Regions from separate parts of the Homo sapiens genome. Here region 1 is linked to region 2. A link is a contact called in ENCODE Hi-C or POLR2A ChIA-PET data. All regions are on one chromosome and are shown on one strand. Each heading gives the region's core, a stretch centred on a gene start or an enhancer-like site at or near the end of the contact. The rest is flanking DNA. Distances are from core to core; before and after follow the strand shown. Region 1 overlaps EGLN3-AS1 (EGLN3 antisense RNA 1). Region 2 holds the start of NPAS3 (neuronal PAS domain protein 3).

Evidence for each region. A loop is a pair of places that touch in the nucleus more often than their neighbours do. ChIA-PET counts read pairs that join two places held with the same protein, here RNA polymerase II (POLR2A). Pooled maps may share reads with other maps.
Region 1: a map of endothelial cell of umbilical vein shows a loop between it and region 2 (3-fold over the local background). The contact joins the enhancer-like site here to the promoter of NPAS3 in region 2. A Hi-C loop is called at or near these places in 1 of 168 maps with a recorded cell type or tissue (endothelial cell of umbilical vein) and 6 of 50 pooled maps. POLR2A ChIA-PET finds 5 or more read pairs at or near these places in 1 of 52 experiments (AG04449).

What each region holds. Positions count from the first base shown.
Region 1 is chr14:34,058,941-34,061,640 of GRCh38, reverse strand. It overlaps EGLN3-AS1 (EGLN3 antisense RNA 1), which reads right to left. Exons shown (of 3, transcript NR_184209.1): 3 at 1-2,509. The region is part of intron 5 of LOC102724945 (a long non-coding RNA gene); the gene reads left to right. Among named protein-coding and RNA genes, the nearest start is that of EGLN3-AS1, 20 kb to the right of the region's middle. RefSeq lists a silencer at 1,065-1,424 and an enhancer at 1,323-1,824. Within about 2 kb of position 1,385, at least 30 of the 41 ENCODE cell types and tissues checked have a DNase peak (open chromatin) inside an H3K27ac peak, as active enhancers do.
Region 2 is chr14:32,937,276-32,940,251 of GRCh38, reverse strand. NPAS3 (neuronal PAS domain protein 3) reads right to left here and starts at 1,373. Exons shown (of 12, transcript NM_001164749.2): 1 at 886-1,373. The coding sequence starts at 935.

The DNA of each region.
Region 1 (2,700 bases), core at 136-2,635, 1.1 Mb before region 2:
ATTTATTCGGTGCCTACTGAATTCCAGTGCTCTGCTTGTATTAATGTATTTAGACCTCTGAAATGTCCTAAAAAGTAAGTCGTTTTCACCATTTTTATTTTCCAAAACAAGAAGGTGAGGACAGATGGGGGTACTCACTTGGCTAAGATCACACGGTCTGTAAATTGCAGAGCCAGCATCAGAACCTGCACAGCCTGGTTCCCAAGTCTGGGTGCTGAACCGTCATACTAAGTCTTCCTCATGTTTCACTGTCTACTTAGTTAATATCTCCCACTCATCTGTAACCCTGAGAGCAGGGACCACGGGGAGCCACTTATTTTGCGTCACTGGTGCCCAAATAGTGCCTGATCTCCATGACAGGCTCAATAACGTTCTGTCAGTCACTTTACTCATGACTGCAAGCTCCTTTCCTAATCAACGTTTCCTCTCCCCCTTCCCCATGTATCTCTTTCCCTTCATAAGCACCCACCTCGTCTCCCTCTCCACGACATTCCAACCCCTGAGCAAGGCTTTGAAAAAGTGACATAGGCACATCACAGATGTGCCGTTGGCTCTAATTTGTGAAAGAACATTTTACCGAGGGGCAAAGGAGGACTTGGAATTTTTTCCTGCCCCCAGGAGGCCCAGACTTGCAACCCTGTAGGTCTAGAACTTAAGCGGAGGTCCTGCTATGTTCACACATTTAGTAGAGAATGACTTCTAATTCCGTCATTCAGCTGTCAGGCACGTAGGCCGCTTCCTTTTATAAAGCTGGTTGTCGTAACTAAACAGGTGCAGATTTGAGGAAATGCAGACCGACTGGAATGATAAGTCCCACTGCATGTGAGATTAGGTGGATAGAGGACTCGAGTCCCACCCGCCCTTTACTGTCTTTAGTCTCCCCAGTCCGCCCTGGGCACCACCCGCCGAGGCTGGGCTCTCGCAGCTACCTCTCCATCTATCTTCATGACAGCTGCGGGGGCCGGGGGCAACTTAGTCGGGACAAACGTGAGCGAGCGAGTGTGTGGTTCAAAGAAAGGAAACGCAAGGGACAAGGAGAAGGTCGAGCTCCGGCTGAGGAAGAATCACGGGCCGGGCTCGGTCTTGCCCGTCACCCTCGCGCCCCTACTTCCGGGCGGGCAGGCACCGATGGGGACTCCGCCCAGGGAAGGCGAGCCCCACGCCCACGTGGCTTTCGAGGGGGACAACCTGGGGCGTGGGGACACTGCAGGGCACAGGGCACCCGCGAGTGGAACCACCTAGGCGCCCCCTCCCGGGGCCGGTACGTGCGGGCTGCTGGCGCTGCGCGCGGGAGCCCTCCCTCGGCCCGGGGCTGCGCTGGAACGCGCTGACTCACGCTAGCGCTACGTGAGCTGCGAGCCTGCCGGGCGGGGCTGGCTGTCCAGCCCCGGCCGCCGCCCGCCGCAGTTACCGACTACCTTCGGGGCGGCCGCGGGCGCAGGCACAGTGCGTGTGGCTCGGTGTCCGCCGCGGCGCGCCCTGGCGAGACTTCACCCCGCGCCCCGCCGCGCGCTCGCCAAGGCTGCCCGCCGGGCATTTTTGATCATTTCGATTGTCCCTCCGGCTCGAAAGCTGCAGCAGAGCTGGGATCTTGCATCCGAAGCGAGGGCACCAGCCGGTATCTGCTAGGCAGGAGCGGCCAGAGTCGCGTTAGGGCGGCCTTGGGCAGGGCGCTTCGGTTTGGCCTCTCTTTGGCTCCGGGGGAGCCTGCGGAGGCCCAGGGCCGGTCTCTGGCTCTGCACTTGATGGCCTCCTATCTAGGGGAAGGGCCAGTTAGTATCCCACCCGCTCCCTCGCCATTGTAGCTCAGTTCATCCCCAAAGACCCCGTGGAGTGGCAAGGGCAGGCATCATCCAATCCATTTGGCAGAGGACATCAAAGCTGAGGTTTAGATATTCATCTGTTGACAATGATGAGGATGTTTCATCGTAACTTTTCTATCTAGAACCTAGCTCTCAGTTTATCAGTTCTAGTGCTAACGTGGCCTGTTTTAGCGGTGTCTCCCATTCTGTGTTCTCTGGAAAGACAAGTTAAAGGGGAGAGTTTGTATTAACAGGTGTCACGTCTTCTCACTCTCGCCATATCCCTGTACCTTCTGGTAGATGTAAACGGACACAACTGTGCTTATAAAACCAATAACTCGCCAGTCTTCCTCAGGTCCATTCAAGACCATTTGAGTGGGTCCTTGGGTGCCATGGACAGAAATCTTGTGGGGACATGGATGAGGGGGGCCTCCAGCCCCTGAGGACTGTCAAGACCAGGGCCTTGGGGAAGGGCAGCCGAGCTTCACATTGTCCCCACTTAGCCACTTGTCAGGGTTGCTGTGAGGCTCCAGATGAAAATACATGGAGTTTCCTTAACTACCGTGGCCCACAGAAATGACACATGAGATTCTTTTCCTTGGTCGTAGGATACTGGGGGCGGGGTCAGTGAGAGGCACTGTCCATCTCAGAAAAATCTGTATCACTCTTGTTTGCTCATCTTGAGGAAGCCATGGAGAGCACAGTTTCTATGGAGTCAGCAGAAACAAAAATGAGATTAATTCACACGTAAATTCTGCCTTTAGATACAGAGACCTAGGTTATAGGATCTTGACTGTATACACAGTTAAGCCATTTGTAGAGTTTTCCCTATTTGGGGGTAGTTTTTGTTCTGATTTTTTTTTTCAGAGGGGATGTTTGCCAAATTCTTTCTAGATTA
Region 2 (2,976 bases), core at 124-2,623:
TCAAATAGACATGCTCGACTGAGCCCCTTGCTTGGATATGCAATTCTCACCAGGAACTTTTTAAAACACAGATCCCCAAACAGTAACTAACGGGGCATAGATGCTCCAACTGCTGACACATTTTGGATCTCGCTGTTTGTTTGCTTATTTGGATTTGAGGGTTTTCTTCTTTATTTTTCTTTTTCCTTTGGGAGGGGTATGGAGAGGAGGGGAAGATGAGAGCGGAGGGCAGAGCGGGAGACCCACAAGTTGCCGAGCGGAGGGCGCAGCCCGGGAGGCAGGGAGGCGGCGGCCGCGCTCCTCTGGGCTCGGCCCGGCCTAGCTGCTCGCGCGGAGACGGAGCCGGCCCCTCCGCGACACATTCCGGGCCTGGCGCGAGCTCCGCGCTCCCCGCCCCCGGCCTCCTCCTCCTGCTCCTCGCCTCCTCCCCCTGCTCGCCGCCTTCCCTCCCCCTCCCCAGCCTCATTCCCTTCCTCGAGAGCAGCTGCTAGGGGACCTGCGGCGGCCCCGGGGATCCCCGGCCCCCCACCCTCGCTGCTGCTCCCGTCACACGGCAGCGCCTTCGCATCTGTTTGTTTCTTTTTCTTTTTCTCTTTTCTGTTTCTTTCTTCTTTTTTTTTTTTTTTTTGTCAGTGAGTCACTCTATTCGCCGAGCCGAGGAGGTGCGACTGCTCAGAGAGCCCGGCCGCCGCCAGAGCCTCTCGCTGCCGCAGCCGCCGCGGGGACAATGCGCGGGGCCCCGGGCGAGCGCTGCGCCCAGACGAGGTCCCCGCGGGCTCGCGGCCCAGGAGGCGGGCGGGCTGCGGAGAGGGGCCCTCGGCGGCGGAGGCGGCGGCGGCGGGAGCAGCGGCCCGGCGGCAGGTTCAATAAACAGAAAAGTGTTACCGTTCTCGCCTGGAAGGATCCTGCTGAAAGCTGGGCTTGGTGGGCGCCATCTTCCTGCTATTTTTTTTCCTCTCTTACTTTTTGCCTCTCTCCCCCCTCCCGGGTGGGGGGCGTGGGCGGGCGGGGGTGTGCGTGTGCGTGGGGTGGCGGGAGAGTGCGGCCGTGCGCGGCGCTCTGGGCTGCCCGGCGGGCGGTGGCCGGGGCCGGGGCCGTGGCCGTGGCCGTGGCGGCGGCGGCGGCGGCGGCGGCGGCCGTGCTGCTGAGGTGGGGAGGCTACGGAAAAGTAGTGGGGCCGGAGCCTCGCGGGCGGCCGGCCGTCCCCTCGCGCCGCCGGTGCTCCCAGCCGTGGGTCGCCGCTTCCGCCGCCGCCTGCGCCTTCTCCTCCCGCTGCTCGCCCGGCGCCGCCGCCGTCCATGCGCCGCAGAGCGCCCGCGGCCCGGGCCGCCCCGGCTCCCGAGGCATGCCCGGCGCGGAGACAGGCGACCGGCGGCGGCGGCGGAGGAGGAGGAGGGGGAGGCGGCGGCGGCGGCGGGGGGAGGCGGCCGCGCGGTCCCGCGGGCAGCCCGGCCCAGGGCCCCGCCGCCTCCGGGTTCTCACCCCCGCGCCGCCACCCGCCCCCGCCCCCGTCCCCCGTCACCCCTTTCTACCACCCGGAGCAGCCCGGTGGCAGGTGGGGCGCACACCCTCCCTGCGGGGGGCGCGGGGTCTAGGCCGGGAGGAGCGGGAAGGGGGAGGACACGCGGGGGGTTCCAGCTTGACCGCTGTGAAAGTATTTCTGGGCATTTTCCAGCTGCTTTGCTCCAGAGCGCTCTCTCGTACGCAGACACACACCTCCCCCCCCTTCTCTCTCTCTCTCTCTCTCTCTCTCTCTCTCTCTCTCAATTTCTCTCTCTCTCTCTCTCTCTCTCTTTCTCGTTGGGGGACTGGGAGGCTCGGCTGCCGGCGCAACAACGCCACTCAGTTGCAGTTTCAAACACTTCCCTTCTCTGGAGTATTGCAGCCAGGAGGAAAGAAAGAAACAGAAAAAGGAACTGGGAGGCCACAGGAGCGAGCTGGGGCAGGACACAGTCCCGGGAGCTCCTTGGGGGCAGCGGAAATCAATACGGATGGGGGGTGCGCTGGCCCAAGCAGATGGGCCCAAGAGCCCCGTGGGCGGTGCAGCAGCAGCACAAGCACCTTGTGGCTCTGGCGCTCTCAGCAGCGTTCCCAAAGCCGGAGCATCTGCATCAGTCACGGACGTACAGGAGTGCAGACCCCAGGGTTCACAGGTGAATCCCCGCGCGTTTAAACTCACATACAGAAGCCCCTCCCGACTCGGGTCCCGGGACTTGGGACCGGACTGCCACCCTCTGGGATCTAGCCCAGCCGCACCCCGGTTTGACAGTTCAGCAAGGCCTAGAGAAAGGCTGGCTACTCAGTGCAGGGCCCGGGCTAGAATCCTGTTACCTGGGTAGACCCTGGTCAGAGCGTTTTCTCCACTAAACCAATCAGAAGCGTGTGGACAGCTTTTTACGCAGAGACTTGGGTCAGTCATGTGTCAACCAGGCAAGTAGAAAGGACTCCCAAAGCATTTCCACTTTGAATGAATGAAAGCGCCTGATGGAAAACATCAGTCCTGTGTGAGGTTCTGCATTTGACTTTAAGCTTAAGAAAAAAATAAAGACCTGAAAAGGGGTCCTCCATTCGGTCTCTACGACTCCAGTAAAGTAGGGCTGGGAGTTGGAAACTTCCAAAGGAACACATAAATGTTTTTCGTGGTAGAGGTGTTTAATCTGCATGATGGTGTTTAAGTTCTCTTTGGAGTACACTCTACAGGTAGGAGAGAATGAGAAATGAACTGGAGTGGAGAGTGTTATGGACAAGATATACATGGGCTGGCAGAGAAGGGAAAAAGTTGCCAGTTCAAAGTTTTGGCTCCAGGACACCCAGTCTAGGGGGTTTCTGCCCGAAGATGACAAATGAGAGAAGCTTGTAGTCTCCCAAGAGGCCACTCTTTGCTTGAAAAACCCCCCACTCCTGTCACTCCCGCGGCGGACTCCTCAAAAGTACTTAAAAATAATTTTTTGGTAAAATGATATGTCACCATTCACT